Regions from separate parts of the Homo sapiens genome. Here all the other regions are linked to region 5. Evidence: chromatin contacts called from ENCODE Hi-C or POLR2A ChIA-PET data. All regions are on one chromosome and are shown on one strand. Each heading gives the region's core, a stretch centred on a gene start or an enhancer-like site at or near the end of the contact. The rest is flanking DNA. Distances are from core to core; before and after follow the strand shown.

The links. A loop is a pair of places that touch in the nucleus more often than their neighbours do. ChIA-PET counts read pairs that join two places held with the same protein, here RNA polymerase II (POLR2A). Pooled maps may share reads with other maps.
Region 1: a loop to region 5 is called in a map with no recorded cell type, with 7 times the contacts of the local background. The contact joins the enhancer-like site here to the promoter of EVL in region 5. A Hi-C loop is called at or near these places in 2 of 168 maps with a recorded cell type or tissue (naive thymus-derived CD4-positive, alpha-beta T cell and natural killer cell), 2 of 37 single-sample maps with no recorded cell type and 10 of 50 pooled maps. POLR2A ChIA-PET finds 5 or more read pairs at or near these places in 5 of 52 experiments (CD4-positive, alpha-beta T cell, CD4-positive, alpha-beta memory T cell, activated B cell and 2 more).
Region 2: a loop to region 5 is called in a map of natural killer cell, with 10 times the contacts of the local background. The contact joins the enhancer-like site here to the promoter of EVL in region 5. A Hi-C loop is called at or near these places in 4 of 168 maps with a recorded cell type or tissue (CD8-positive, alpha-beta T cell, naive thymus-derived CD4-positive, alpha-beta T cell and natural killer cell), 4 of 37 single-sample maps with no recorded cell type and 13 of 50 pooled maps. POLR2A ChIA-PET finds 5 or more read pairs at or near these places in 9 of 52 experiments (CD4-positive, alpha-beta T cell, CD4-positive, alpha-beta memory T cell, OCI-LY7 and 5 more).
Region 3: a loop to region 5 is called in a pooled map, with 4 times the contacts of the local background. The contact joins the promoter of LINC00239 here to the promoter of EVL in region 5. A Hi-C loop is called at or near these places in 1 of 168 maps with a recorded cell type or tissue (natural killer cell) and 4 of 50 pooled maps. POLR2A ChIA-PET finds 5 or more read pairs at or near these places in 1 of 52 experiments (naive thymus-derived CD8-positive, alpha-beta T cell).
Region 4: a loop to region 5 is called in a map with no recorded cell type, with 15 times the contacts of the local background. The contact joins the enhancer-like site here to the promoter of EVL in region 5. A Hi-C loop is called at or near these places in 3 of 37 single-sample maps with no recorded cell type and 5 of 50 pooled maps.

What each region holds. Positions count from the first base shown.
Region 1 is chr14:101,834,875-101,837,574 of GRCh38, reverse strand. The region is part of intron 3 of PPP2R5C (protein phosphatase 2 regulatory subunit B'gamma); the gene reads right to left. Among named protein-coding and RNA genes, the nearest start is that of PPP2R5C, 75 kb to the right of the region's middle. Within about 2 kb of position 1,359, at least 12 of the 41 ENCODE cell types and tissues checked have a DNase peak (open chromatin) inside an H3K27ac peak, as active enhancers do.
Region 2 is chr14:101,818,435-101,821,134 of GRCh38, reverse strand. The region is part of intron 3 of PPP2R5C (protein phosphatase 2 regulatory subunit B'gamma); the gene reads right to left. Among named protein-coding and RNA genes, the nearest start is that of PPP2R5C, 58 kb to the right of the region's middle. RefSeq lists an enhancer at 352-611. Within about 2 kb of position 1,419, at least 10 of the 41 ENCODE cell types and tissues checked have a DNase peak (open chromatin) inside an H3K27ac peak, as active enhancers do; they include CD4-positive, alpha-beta T cell, CD8-positive, alpha-beta T cell, OCI-LY7 and 1 more, where a contact is called at or near this core.
Region 3 is chr14:101,729,102-101,731,801 of GRCh38, reverse strand. It overlaps LINC00239 (long intergenic non-protein coding RNA 239), which reads right to left and starts at 1,365. Exons shown (of 4, transcript NR_026774.1): 1 at 1,315-1,365; 2 at 334-445; 3 at 1-14. It overlaps LINC02320 (long intergenic non-protein coding RNA 2320), which reads left to right and starts at 496. Exons shown (of 6, transcript NR_184269.1): 1 at 496-748. RefSeq lists enhancers at 629-688, 1-930.
Region 4 is chr14:101,946,756-101,949,455 of GRCh38, reverse strand. No RefSeq gene overlaps it. Among named protein-coding and RNA genes, the nearest start is that of DYNC1H1, 16 kb to the left of the region's middle. RefSeq lists enhancers at 881-1,070, 1,371-1,490, 1,195-1,856. Within about 2 kb of position 1,300, at least 33 of the 41 ENCODE cell types and tissues checked have a DNase peak (open chromatin) inside an H3K27ac peak, as active enhancers do.
Region 5 is chr14:100,063,988-100,066,687 of GRCh38, reverse strand. It overlaps EVL (Enah/Vasp-like), which reads right to left and starts at 1,266. Exons shown (of 14, transcript NM_016337.3): 1 at 1,177-1,266. The coding sequence starts at 1,187. LOC124903379 (a long non-coding RNA gene) reads left to right here and starts at 2,644. Exons shown (of 2, transcript XR_007064329.1): 1 at 2,644-2,700. RefSeq lists enhancers at 393-462, 523-602, 983-1,122, 1,173-1,252, 1,303-1,392 and 1 more.

The sequences.
Region 1 (2,700 bases), core at 110-2,609, 1.8 Mb before region 5:
GTGTTTATTTCTATTTTTATTGCATTATAATGTGAGAATAAGGTTTCTAATTATTTCAAATTTTTGGAAATCACATCGGTTTCCTCTGTAAGCTAGTATATATTAAGTTTAAAAACTTATACCATGAGGGTCGGGCACGGTGGCTCACGCCTGTAATCCCAGCACTTTGGGAGGCTGAGGTGGGCGGATCACCTGAGATCGGGAGTTGAGGACTAGCCTGACTGACATGGAGAAACCCCATCTCTACTAAAAAAAAATACAAAATGAGCTGGGCGTGGTGGTGCATGACTGTAATCCCAGCTACTTGGGAGGCTGAGGCAGGAGAATCGCTTGAACCCAAGGGGCGGAGGTTGCGGTGAGCCGAGATCGCACCACTGCACTCCAGCCTGGGCAACAAGAGTGAAACTCCGTCTCAAAAACAAAACAAAACAAAACACAAAACAAAAAAAAACTTATAAAATGAGCATTTGTTTTCCAGCCATCAAACCTGAAAGTCTCTACTGGCTCACAGTAATAACAACTTATGTCTACCACATGACCTGTGAGGGGCCAAGAAGTCCAGGCGCCTCTCCCACCAGCACTGCACTCACTGATTTTGTCTTTAATCCCCTACAGTTCTCGCTTTATGTGTTTCAATGTTCAATCATTTAGGCCAAATTCATGGTAGTTATATCATCCTATGGACTGTACGCTTTAGCGTGATGAATAACCCTGTTTCATTATTGTTTTGTCTTCACAATTTAGCTTTGCCCAGCATTGACGTCATGACCCTTGCTTTTCTACTGCATCTGCCCGACATATACCTTTACTCTCCATTTCTTTTTAATACTCTTTTATATATTACCTATCTCTTCTTAGGATTTAAAGCCAAAGTTAGAAGATCCATGTGTGTTTAATTTGTTACTTAGAGTAACCCATCTATAAAGGTAAATGTAACTGAAATTATAGAAATAATCTTTAAGCTTTGCTAGCCTAGAAAAATGCATGCAACACCCCAGGCATTTAAAGTAGAGATATTATATTTAAAGAAATTTATTTTGTCTAAACAATATTTTGAAAAAGAACTATCTGCAGATCCTGGCATGAGACATAAGTTTCCAAAATAACAGAATGACTCATTTACAATACAAAACCAGCTACGACAGTGTGTGTGATTCTAGCAGCTCTGATTTTAGGCTAAGGTTGGCAGGTCGGGAGTAGAGGCAGAAGGGCAGGGGAGAAGGCTGGCAGGTCGGGAGTAGAGGAAGAAGGGCAGGGGAGAAGGCTGGCAGCTCCGTCCATGCTTTGGGGGCCGCGGGGTTCTCCATGGGTTTGCTCTCCCTGCTGCTCCGTAGGCGGCCACAGCTGAAGGTCAGGGACTTCCAACCTCAGCTCAGCTGAAACCCTGCCCAGCTTCACAGCCTCAACTGCAAAAAAAAAAACCTTTCAGCTGCTAGGAAATCTCAGTTTCTTATTTATTGTTGCTTGTGGATTGAGGAATTTCCTTAAGTAATTAAAAAAATTTAATTTCCCATTGTATTTTATCTTACTAGTGTTTCCTACTATTTTCACTTTTAATTCTTTTAAGGAATACTAATAGTTCATCATTATTGGGTATTTTCTACATGCTGGTAATATATTACTGTAACTTTTCCCAGCCCACTAATCCTAGTAAGAACACACAGAGGGGCTACCATCATCCCCATTAGATAGACAAGGACAGAGGTCTACAGAGAGGTTAAGGCGACGCTCAGATGGGACCGTGCTGATGCCTGAGCCCAGGCAGGGCAGCTCGGAGCACCTGGTGATCTGCAAGGGCAAGAGGCACCCCGTGAGGGGACGGCTGTGCAGGCGGCGTGGTCCCACACATGCTACTGGTCCCTTACAGGGAGAAGAGTGGTCTCACCGTTCCTGCTCAAGATGAAGACTGTGTCTGTCCCCCGGGAGACCTCAGATGCCTTAACAAGAATATTACTTCTAAGACCTTTAAATTCCTCAATGGAAAAAGCCCGTGAATTGAAATCAATGGTTCCTAATACAAATTTGACATGGGCCAGGTTTCCCATTAGCCAGTATTACAGATGACAAGTGGGAAGGAGCCCTCTGAACAAACGTCTGGGACACTACCTTAACTGCAAGTCTGACTTGATAACATGATCACCAACCAAATACCTGAATCATCAACATTCCCCTCTACTGAGTTCTCTTGAGCACTCAGCTGACTGTAAACTGTGATCCCAGGTGGAAGTCACTGTGGAGTTTAGGCCACGTCAGTTCCTCGGTGTAATGCACCTCCCAGCTCTGTGCCAACACCCTGCCCTGGGCTTCCCTTATCCCAATTCATCCTGCTCCCCCAGCCACAGGACAGCACCACATCTTTGCTTCCTTGGATGGCCCCAGCTGAGCAGCCCATGCTCCCACCGCCATGAGGAGCAGCCCAGTGTCCAGCCTACCAATTCTGGGGTTGCTGGACAGTCGGCTGTGCTGGAATCAGAGACTCCCAGTCCCTGAAGACACAGGCTGCATTTTTTTTTTCCTTACTGTGAATGTGCTTTGAATACACTCCTAAAAAGTAAACAAAACAAAACAAAACACTTCTCCAAGCCACTGGCAAGTAGGCTTGACCCTGCCAAGTAGGTGGAGCAAAGCTAAAGTCTGGCCAGACCTTCTAACCTTCTTCTGAGGCTCTGTGGCCACAGGCCCACCAGCGAGCTGGATATA
Region 2 (2,700 bases), core at 170-2,669, 1.8 Mb before region 5:
CACTGACTACTTAATTTTTTTTTATTTTTATTTTTATTTTATTTTTTTTTTTAGAGAAAAGAGGGAAAAAACCAAGGAGGCTTGGTAAAAACAGGGTCAGGGTCACATCCAGCCCATTCGAGAAAAACTTCCAAGTCCACGTGTTTTCCATTTTTTTGGTGTCAAGACCTATTTACATTCTTAGAAAGTATGGAGAACCCTAAAGAGCTTTGATTATGGGGGTTATATCCATTGATACTGACCATACTTGAAAATTTTAAAAATATTTACTTATTCATTAAATTAGCAATAGGTTCACTTCATGTTAAGTAATATTTTATGAAAATAACCTTATTTTCAAAAAGAAACCAGCGAGAAAATGGCCATGTTGTACATTTTTGCATGTATCTTCAATACTCAACAGAAGACAGGCGGATCTGCCGACATGCTTCTGTGTTCAACTTGCTGTGATATGCTATTCTGGTTCAAGTATATGTAAAGAAACACCCCAGGCTCAGACAGACACGTCTGGTGGGAAAAGGGAGGTTTCAATGCTTCTCAAAAAATTGCCGATGTTCTTCTTTGCCTATGCTAAAATTCAACAAGTGATAGTTCCTTAAAGATTAGTTGCAATGAGGAATCTGAAACCATGTTGATGAACCTGTCAGTTACATGAACACCCGGCAGTGTGTCTTACACTTTGGTGGCTCTTCACCCACGCTTGTTTGTAGCATCGTTCGTTGGTCACTGAGAACACACTGCTGCATGTGGTGTGTGACCTTCCACCGTATACATCAAGAAACCCCACTTGCTAATGTCACCACCCCTCTCAGCAGAAGAGTCTGTGGCACTGGGAGCTGCCACATTTACACTGGCAGATAAAAGTTCTCCAAAGTTCAAATTTTTCTTGAAAGCTCAAATTTTACCATGGGCCAAAAACAGTGTCGCAGTTGTTTTCCCCTCAATTGATAAGCTCACTTCATAGATTTTCTAGAAAATATCAGCCAAATATTTAAGTCTTAATATCCACAGTTTGTCTGCTTTTTGTTCTGTCAAGTAAAAATGATTTTACATTACTATTCTCATAATTTAAAGTTCCTGGAAAAAGTGGCTATTTTGGCTCATAACTCACACATCACATGGGCGCTTTTCTTCGAGACGGCCATCACACTCCAGCATGCTAGAACGGCTTCATGTGAACTCTGCATTTCGTCACGCAAAATTAAAAAGGAGGCTGGGTGCGGTGGCTCACGCCTCTAATCCCAGCACTCTGGGAGGCCAAAGCAGGAGGATCATTTGAGCCCAGGGGTTTGAGACCAGCCTGAGCAACCCAGTGAGACCCCAGCTCTACCAAAACAACAACAACAAAAAACCACGCTGGGTGTGGTGGTGCTTGCCTGTAGTCCCAGCTACACAGGATGCTGCGGTGGGCGGAATGCTCGAGCTGGGGAGGTTGAGGCTGCAGTGAGCTGTGATTGCGCCATTGCACTCCAGCCTGAGCAACCAAAAAACCAAACAAAAACAAACCCAAACAAAAACAAAACTAAAAACAAACCCAAACAAAAACAAAACTAAAAACAAACCCAAACAAAAACAAAATTAAAAAGGTATACAAAAGAGTTGAGACTTAAAAAACCAGTAACTTCATGCTTTATCGAGGACATTCTTGGGTCAGACTGGTGTGTTGCTAGCTGAACACCGCTGTCCTGCTCGATGAAAGAAAGGCGCCATATTCCTCACCATTGCCTTTGCACCACCAGGGCAAACGTCCACACAGTGAGAGGTAAATTAGATCTTGGTAATCTTATGAGGCAGTGACGGCCTTGCAAACCCCCTGGAAAGCAGCTCTGTGACCCCAGGGGCCACAGGCTGCCCAGGGTGAACACTGCTCCATGCAAAGGCTTCAGAGTTCCAAGAGAGCGATTATCAAGTGCTACCCCCCTTTGAGAAGTCTGACCAATTACATAAAGCTGGGAAAAAAACCAAAACCGACAACCCATTCCTAATTATACATGTACAGAAACTGTCTACAAATGTAAACACACATATACAGACACCCTCACCACCCACCTCTTCCTTGAAGCCCACCAAAAATAAGAACCAGCAACTCAGGAAGAAGTGGAGGTGGTACTTTAGGGCTTGAGGGTTCTTCAGGACTTGTTCCCTAGAGTGAAACATAACTTTTTCATAAGTTATAAGTTAAAATACCATAATTAGAACACATTGCTCATGAGTAACACAACCAGCAGACAAAAATCCATGTGTATTATAACGAGGTCACATACATCGATGACAAACTGAAAAAACCTAATCACTGTTAACAGCTCAAATTCTACTGAAAACACCAAAATATCAACATTTAAAAACAATAAGATATAAGGTTATAGTTGGGACCCCACTTATTTCAAATATTATTTAATTAAAGCAACATCTGCATTTAAAAACAACTAAAGGGAAATGACACGGAAAGCCACCCTATTTGAGATTAACCACAGATATTGCTCACTTTTTTTTTTTTTTTTGAGACAGAGTCTCACTCTGCTGCCCAGGCTGGTGTGCAGTGGCGTGATCTCGGCTCACTGCAACCTCCGTCTCCAGGTTTAAGTGATTCTCCTGCCTCAACCTCCCTAGTAGCTGGGATTACAGGCACCCGCCACCACGCTGGCTAATTTTTGTATTTTTAGTAGAGATGGGGTTTCACCATGTTGGCCAGGCTGGTCT
Region 3 (2,700 bases), core at 116-2,615, 1.7 Mb before region 5:
GCTGGTACCTGTCCCTGAGAATGGTTTGGCAGGTGGGGGCCACTTGAAGTCTCTGCTCCTACACCCCGTCACCCCTCCCAGGCTGCTTTCAGAGGAGGGCAAAGGGTATTCATTCCAGCCTCCAATTTCTTCCTCCCACTCCTCGAAAGCATTTAAGTGAGGAAGGCAGGGAAAACGTAGATGATTCTGCTATTGACAGGAGGCCTTTTTTTCCTGCTGGAAGTAAAAGGAGACACTCTAGCTGGGCAGCCAGCCCCACCCTCCAGGGCTCCATCTGGCCTGGCTGAGGCTGGCCAGCCCCTGCTGTGCATGGAGGGGTGCTGGGAAGCCTACCTTGCTTCACACTTTCCTCTTCCACACCCGGCCTGTGACTCATGCCTGAAACGCCTCCGTTCAAGCAATTCTTCCTTTTATTGTGAAGCACTGCTCTCTTCCGGCTCCTCCCCTAAGTCACCACGCAGGGGAGATTTAAGGGAGAGGTTATTTCCCCACCGTGTTCAGGGACAACCCTGTGATCATGGTTTTGGTCACATAGCTTCCAAGTGAGTGTTGTGCAAACATTTGCTAGGATCTCTCGGGGAGCCTGTTAGAAAAGAAACTCCTGAGCCTGCTCCAGAGCTTCTGTTCAGCAGGCCTGAGGTGGGACCATACACCTGTCTTTTCAGCAAGCCCCCCCCCACCTCTGAGGATGCACCCCAAAGCTAGAGAATTCCTGCTCTGAGCCATCTCTGAAAGCACCAAGAGCCAGGTTTGGTTTTTTGTTGTTGTTGTTGTTGTTGTTGTTGTTTTGTTTTTTTTTTAATTACACCCAGACCTGGGTACCTGAGCAATCACTGTCTCTGGAATCAGTGCAAAGTTACCGGGAGCTGCAGAGGCCCAGACAGACTGGAAGAGGGGAGAGCTTGGCTCTAACCCATGCAGCCTCCCCATTGCCCAAGTCCACCCCCAGACCACCTCCCTGCATTCAACCACGAGCTTTGTAGAGGGCAGGCATGCCCCAGGGGCTCTCAGCATCACCCCCCTGCCCCTACCTGTGACCAGAGTCTCCCTGGACTCTCAGCTCTGTCTTCCCAACTCGAAGAGCCTGCCAGGCCCCACCTGGGTACCCTTGTCCATACTGTAGCTTGGAAACCCTCTCAAGAAAGGAAGCTGGGTTAATTGCAGGCTCACTTTATTTTCCACATTCTCAGAAATCATTGTGCCTAGTTACCTGATATCCAGTGTATTAGTCTGTCCTCATGCTGCTGATAAAGACATACCCGAGACTGGGTAAATTATAAGGAAAAACAGGTTTAATAGGTTTAATGGACTCACAGTTCCACGGGCCTGGGGAAGCCTTACAATCATGGCAGAAGGTGAAAGGCACATCTTATATGGTGGTGGACAAGAGAGAATGGAACCAAGTGGAGAGGGAAACCCCTTATAAAACCATCAGATCTCGTGAGACTTGTTCACTACCACGAGAACAGTATGGGGGAAACCACCCCCATGATTCAAATATCTCCCACCAGGTCCCTCCCACAACACATGGGAATTATGGGAGCTACAATTCAAGATGAGATTTGGGTGGGGACATAGCAAAACCATATCATCCAGTGTCTTGAGAACTCTTGTTTTATATATTTGGTCCAATTTATTTTGACTTTTTCAGGCAGGAGAGGAAATCCAGTCTCTACATTCCGTCTTGTTTGGGAGTGAAAGTGTTCATTTTCTTTTAAAACAGACAATATCCTTCCAAATCTATAGTTAGTTCACTCATCCATCACTCATCCATAACCACTGTTAATATTTTGGTCTACATTCTAAGATATTTTTTTTCTGTGCATATGCGTGCACGTAGCAGGGTCACAAAATCACTCACAATACATCAGATGTGCAAAGAAAATAGAGTGTCTTCATTTTCCTACTTAATTAATCTGATCTTTCTTGAAAGGTACTCTCTGCTGGGTAATACAATGGGGAGAAACATCCATTCTAGTAACCTTGGTCTAATACAAACATTTAACCAGTTCTTTGAGCAGCTCAGCATTCTGAGGCTGAAGTGTTTGGCCAGTGGGGCTTCTGATGGCTGCCACTGTCTACTCCTCTACTCCAGATTGTGTCTGGGCACACAGCTGGTGGGCTGCAGGATTTGGGGGTTCTTTTGGTAGCCAGGAGGAAGGGGTCCTCTGGTCCACACATGTTCTCCAAGTTTCCCTGAGTTTGGCTGCAGAGCAGTTGGCCTGGGCTACTCCATGGAACGGAGTGGTGGCTGTCGAGGAGCAATGAGTCATGGGAGATCAGGTCACGTAGGGTCTTGTGGGCACTGCGAAGACTCTGGCTTTATTTTTCTTTTTTGAGACAAGGTCTCGCTCTGTCACCCATGCTGGAGTGCAGTGGCATGATCTTGGCTCACTACAGCCTCGACCTCCCAAGTTCACGCAATCCTCCTGCCTCAGCACCTCAAGTAGTTGGGATTACAGCCATGCGCCCCTACACATGGCTAATTTTTGTACTTTTTGTAGAGATGGGGTTTCACCATGTTGCCCAGGCTGGTCTTGAACTCCTGAGCTTAAGTGATCTGCCCACCTTGGCCTCCCAAAGTGTTGGGATTACAGGCATGAGCCACCGCACCTGGCCAAGACTTTGGATTTTATCCCAAATGAAATAGGGAAGCCACTGGAGGGCTTCAATGTGGTGGTAGGAGGCAAATACTGATTG
Region 4 (2,700 bases), core at 51-2,550, 1.9 Mb before region 5:
TTTTCCCTGTATCACTTATTCAACACAGCATAGATTTTGTTGAAGGCAGGGGTTTCTGCCTTCTGTTTAATGCTAGCTGCCCAGTGCCTAGAAAAGTGCCTGGCATCCAGTAGGTGTTCAATAGATATTTATAGAGTTAAATGCACTAAACTTAGGAGGCGGAAGTTGTTTTTTTTGGAGGCCTTTGCCCATTTCACTCCCTCCTTCCCGTTCCACCTTCTAGGTTTCTCATTCCCTCTGCTTCTTCTCTTTTGCTGGCTCTGGCCTGCAGCCCTCTTGCCCCTGGTGTAAAGGGCTCAAAACGCCAGACAGCTCTGCCGCCATGGGGAGGAGACCCTGACTGAGAAGCCAGGGCCCCGGCCTCCAGGGTCACCAGTACCTTGGGCAGGCCGGGGTGTCGCTGGGGCTTGGGTGACTCCACCAGGCATGGAGGGGGTGGGTACTCCCAGCTGGCTCGCCAACCTTCGCTTCTTGCCTCGCAAAGGCAACCTGGCGGAGGGTCTGTGGGTCAAGCAGAGTCCAGCTCTAGTTTCTCCCCTTCCAGGCTGTGCGCCCTCAGCCAGGCCTCTCCTCGCCTACAGGGCTCGCGGACACTTCTGACCCTCACTGAGGTCGTAAAGATTACAAGTCAGTGGTCCACAACGACTGGCGTCGGGCCCGCCGCATACCCACTATGTACGACTGGCCGCTAAGTCAGCCGAGGCCCTGGGGCTCCGCTCCACAACCCAGCCCACGGTCAGCTTTCCTGGGCTGCTCCGTCCCGCGAGGCCATCGCCCCATTCATATTCGGCAGGGCATTTCCACGCGTCCCGTCTCAGGCAAGCCCCAGAGCACCCTTTTTCGGGCAACACTGTGCCCACTTCACTGGAGAGGGAACTGAGGTCCACGTCATTGGGAGAGGAACACGTGACATATTGAGCTCTTTCCTCAGCAAGTGACCTAACCCGCCTTGCCCTCGGCCGTGAGCAGAGGGCCAGACCGGAAGTCCGCTAGCTCTGCTGTTCCGAGGCCCGCCAGTCTCCAAACCCCGGTCTTAGATCGAGGTCTCTGGCCGTTTCCCTCCGCAGCAAAACCCTTGTTCCAGGACTACACCAGACGGGTCACACGACCTAGATCGGCACGGTCACATGTCCCGCAGTCCGGTCATGTGCACCCTCGGACCAATCCCAGCGGCCAGGAAGGAGAGGCATTGTGATTGGCCCATGCCCTTCAGGGGGCGGGACTCCTGCTGAGGAGGGCCTTCCCCGTTCTCACCTCTGCGTTCCGCGTGAATCTCGCTCACTCGCGAGATTGGGCGTCTGACAGGTGCCCTTAGGTCCCACAATGCACAGGCCGGAGGCGGGGCGGTCCTGCATTGACGCAACCTCGCGCGCCGCTTGCGTCACCTCTCGGTGCCGCCCTTGAGATTGGGGCATTTCTCGCTGAGATCCTGCACTCGGCTCCAGGTATCCTGGAGGAAAGAACGAACTTCTCCTGGGCCCAGAAGTTTAGGTCCGCTGTCGTCCCCCGCCTGCCTCTAAGGCCCTCTCCTCGCGACAGCCTCTGAAACCATCGGCTCCTTCCTCATTTCTGTCACGGCCTGGCTTGCATTCCAAGCCAGGCACTCATTTCATGTTTATTGTTCCAGCTGGACTAGGGGTACTTAAACCGTGGTCCATGGCTGGGCTTCCGGGGCCGTGACCCCCTTAAATTATATGCAGTATGTAGCTTGTTGTGGGTGGCTTCTGTCACACTTAAATGCTGGGTGCCATCACAGGACTGGCAGGGCCCTACTGTGGTCGTCAGTGCGCTCTTTGTCAGCACAGAGCCTGACGCAAATGTCCAAAGGTGCTAATTAGACAGAGGCAAATATCCCAACTGTTGCCCTCTGCACACACCTCGGTCTACTCTTTTAAGACTACTTGCTGTTACCTGCACACACCTTTATTTATTTATTTATTTATTTATTTAATTTTTGAGACAGGGTCTCGCTCTGTCGCCCAGGCTGGAGTGCAGTGGCGCGATCTCGGCTCACGGGCTCAAGCGACCCTCCTGCCTCAGCCTCCCGAACAGCTGGGACTACAGGCCTGCGTCACCACGCCCGGCTAGTGGTTTTTTTCTTTTTTTTTTTTTCTTGAGACGGAGTCTTGCTCTGTCGCCCAGGCTGGAGTGCAGTGGCGCCATCTCGGCTTACTGCAACCTCCGCCTCCCAGGTTCAAGCGATTTTCCTGCCTCAGCCTCCCGAGTAGCTGGGATTATAGGCGCTCGCCACCACACCCGGCTAATTTTTGTATTTTTAGTAGAAACGGGGTTTCACCATGTTGGCCAGGCTGGTCTCGAACTCCTGACTGCCTCGGCCTCCTAAAAGTGCTGGGATTACAGGCGCGAGCCACTGCGCCCGGCCTAGTTTTTGTATTTTTTGTAGAGACGGGGTTTCGCCATGTTGCCCAGGGTGGTCTTGAATTCCTGAGCTCAAGTGATCCTCCCGCCTAGGCCTTCCAAAGTGCTGGGAGTACGTGAGCCACCGCTCCTGGCCCTGCACACAGCTTTTGATTGTACGCCTTCCTTCTGTCATCATGCTGTTCTCTCTGACCGAACAAATCTCTCTTCATCTTTCTATCAAACATCGATTGAGTTTGAGCGAGGGCGTGGAGGGGTTGAGCACAGTGCCAGGCACTGGAAGCACGTTGGTGAACAAGACAAGCCTGGGCAATGTTCCCA
Region 5 (2,700 bases), core at 17-2,516:
TGTAATTTACAACTGAAAATGACTTTGGAAGTTGATATGCCTTTGAAATGAAAAGCATTCTGTTTTCTAAAGCTCCACTCACGAGTCCTCTAAAGTTAAAGGAAAGTTACTAAAATGACAGGATCAGAAATAAAGCCAACTGGAAAATAAGCAGCCCTGGACAAGTTCTACCTATCACCACGTCAATTTTAACAACTCACTGCAAGCTGCTTCTGTGCCTGTGTAGCGTGCTGCGAAAACCACCGGATGAGGCCAACCTCGTTAAACCCTGGTTCCATTCCTTCCCCAACCTGCCATGTGACCTTGGACAAACCCCACAACTTTTCAGAGGTTTTCTCAGCTACGAAACAGGAGTGATGACAGCGTTCTCATCAATCTAACACGGCTAAAAGATTCAAATAAGAAAACTGGCGAAATGGCACTTTGGAAATTGTGAAATAATTTTCAAAGTGAGGGATTGTTACTTTATGCTAAAAAACAAAGCTGTCATGAGTCAATCAAACAAATGCCCCAAACCCCACAGGATAAAAGTCTGTCTGTCCTATCATCTATAATCTTTCAGAGTTGTAGGGCAGGGGAGAGGCAGGTCCAAAATGTAATCTCACCTTTAGAGAGAACAATCTCAATGAGGAGTGCGGTTTGTAGACTGGCTGGTATTCACACATGTGCTCAACAGCAATAGCCTAAGTCCACAAGTCTCTCAAGTGGAGGGTCAGGACTCTTGCTATTAAGTTCATGAAGTTCCTATCATAAAAAGAACCCTCTCTGCCTATATTTAGAAAAAACAACCAGTCTCGGGTCATTCTAGAGAGAAGGGCCAGGACTCACCAAATGTACCTCTGAGCTAAACAACAATTCCCCTAGATGGCTCAGACCCTCCTCCCTATAATGAGAGGCAGGTGCTAATTTCTAAGTAAGTCCTTGACTCAGAAGCCATTAAAGGTCACAGGCATCAAGAGACACAGGCCTGTGTAATGGAAAGACCAGCGGCTAGAGAGGGAGCAGACTGTCACTAACCTGCTGTGTAACCTCATGTAAGCCCCCTGCCCTCTGGTCATGGACTTCTCGATCAGTATACTAAGGGGACCTGAGATAATTTCTACAGCCCATTCACCGTTAAGATTCTAGGTTTCCTCTTGACATCCCTCTGTCCCCTGCACTGGTTCCAATACTCACCTTGTGGCCATGGCTGAAAAGTGGCAGCACAGGGAACCCTGAGGAGGCGAGTCCTGTACTCCCACCAGCCTATGTTGATCAGAGGACCACAGACCCTCTGAAGACAGCAACTTGATTTTTATAGCCTACTTAAAACCAAACAGGAAAAGGAAGCTGAACCAGAGACAAAGGGGAAACAAACCCAAGTGAAAAACTGAAACCTAGGTAGAAAATAGAGAAACAAGAAGCTAACACTGCAGAGCCCCACCAGCGTGGGCGGCTGAGAGGCACTGCACAGGCCCAACCCCCCACAGCTGGCAACCTCAAGCCTCTAAGTGCTTCCTGCAAGGGTGCAAGGGTGGGTGAAGCCTGCTGGAGGTAGGGGCCAGGTCATGGTGCTGGCCCCCCACTAACTAGCTCTATAGTCTAAGTCAATGCCACTTAAGATGTCTGAGCTTCAGTTTTCCATCTGTTATAGAAAGTGCAGGCTCAGCACAGATGACTTCCTATAGGCCTTAAGAAAAGGCTACAAGAACTCGGAAGAGTCCCCACTGACTCTCCAGAGAATAGAAGACTAGATGATAAAGGCTATAAGCTGATCAAGTCTTTTTTTCTTTTTTGAGACAGAGTTTCACACTCCTGTCACCCAGGCTGGAGTGCAATGGCACGATCTTGGCTCACCGCCACCACAGCTTCCTGGGTTCAAGCGATTCTCCTGCCTCAGCCTCCTGAGTAGCTGGGATTATAGGCATGTGCCACCATGCCCAGCTAATTTTGTATTTTTAGTAGAGACGGGGTTTCTCCATGTTGGTCAGGCTGGTCACGAACTCCCGACCTCAGGTGATCCGCCTGCCTTGGCCTCCCAAAGTGCTGAGATTACAGGCGTGAGCCACCGCGCCAGGCCACTGATCAAGTCTTCATATTTGACTCTGGAACAAAATTTGTACTTCTACCGAGGAGACAACTCTCTCTAATGATGACATTTAAGTCAGCAATTTAGAGCCTGAAAGGAAAACACTTGAGGAATACTGGAAACTTGGCTTTGTCACTTGTTTATTAAGTGGGTGGCCTCAACTGTAAAATGGGGTTATACTTATTTTGCCTATCTCCACAGGGTTCTCATGAAGGTAAGATCCAGTCCAATCTTTCTTTCAAAATCTACTGAGAACTCACTAAGAAGCATGCACTGTGTTAGAAATCACAGACAAAAAATTGAGAACGACTGTACTTGTCCTTAAAGGACTTTTATGGTTTAGAAAAGAAGAGGTTGATAATGTTAGCAAATATTTAATAGATCCATTAAAATATTATTGATATAGTGAAAAACAGCTGTACAGAGTACAGTACAAAAGAAGTATCAGTTCTAATTGGAGAGATGAATGCACTTTGAATGCTAAAAATGCATTTTAAAAGGCTTTTAATGATATACATTTCCCTTTAAGCACTGTTTTAGTTGCAAACCACAGTTTGGATGTATTGCAGTTTTCTTTTTTCTTTTGGTTCAAAATATTTTTAATTTTCTCTAGTGATTTCTTCTTTTATCCA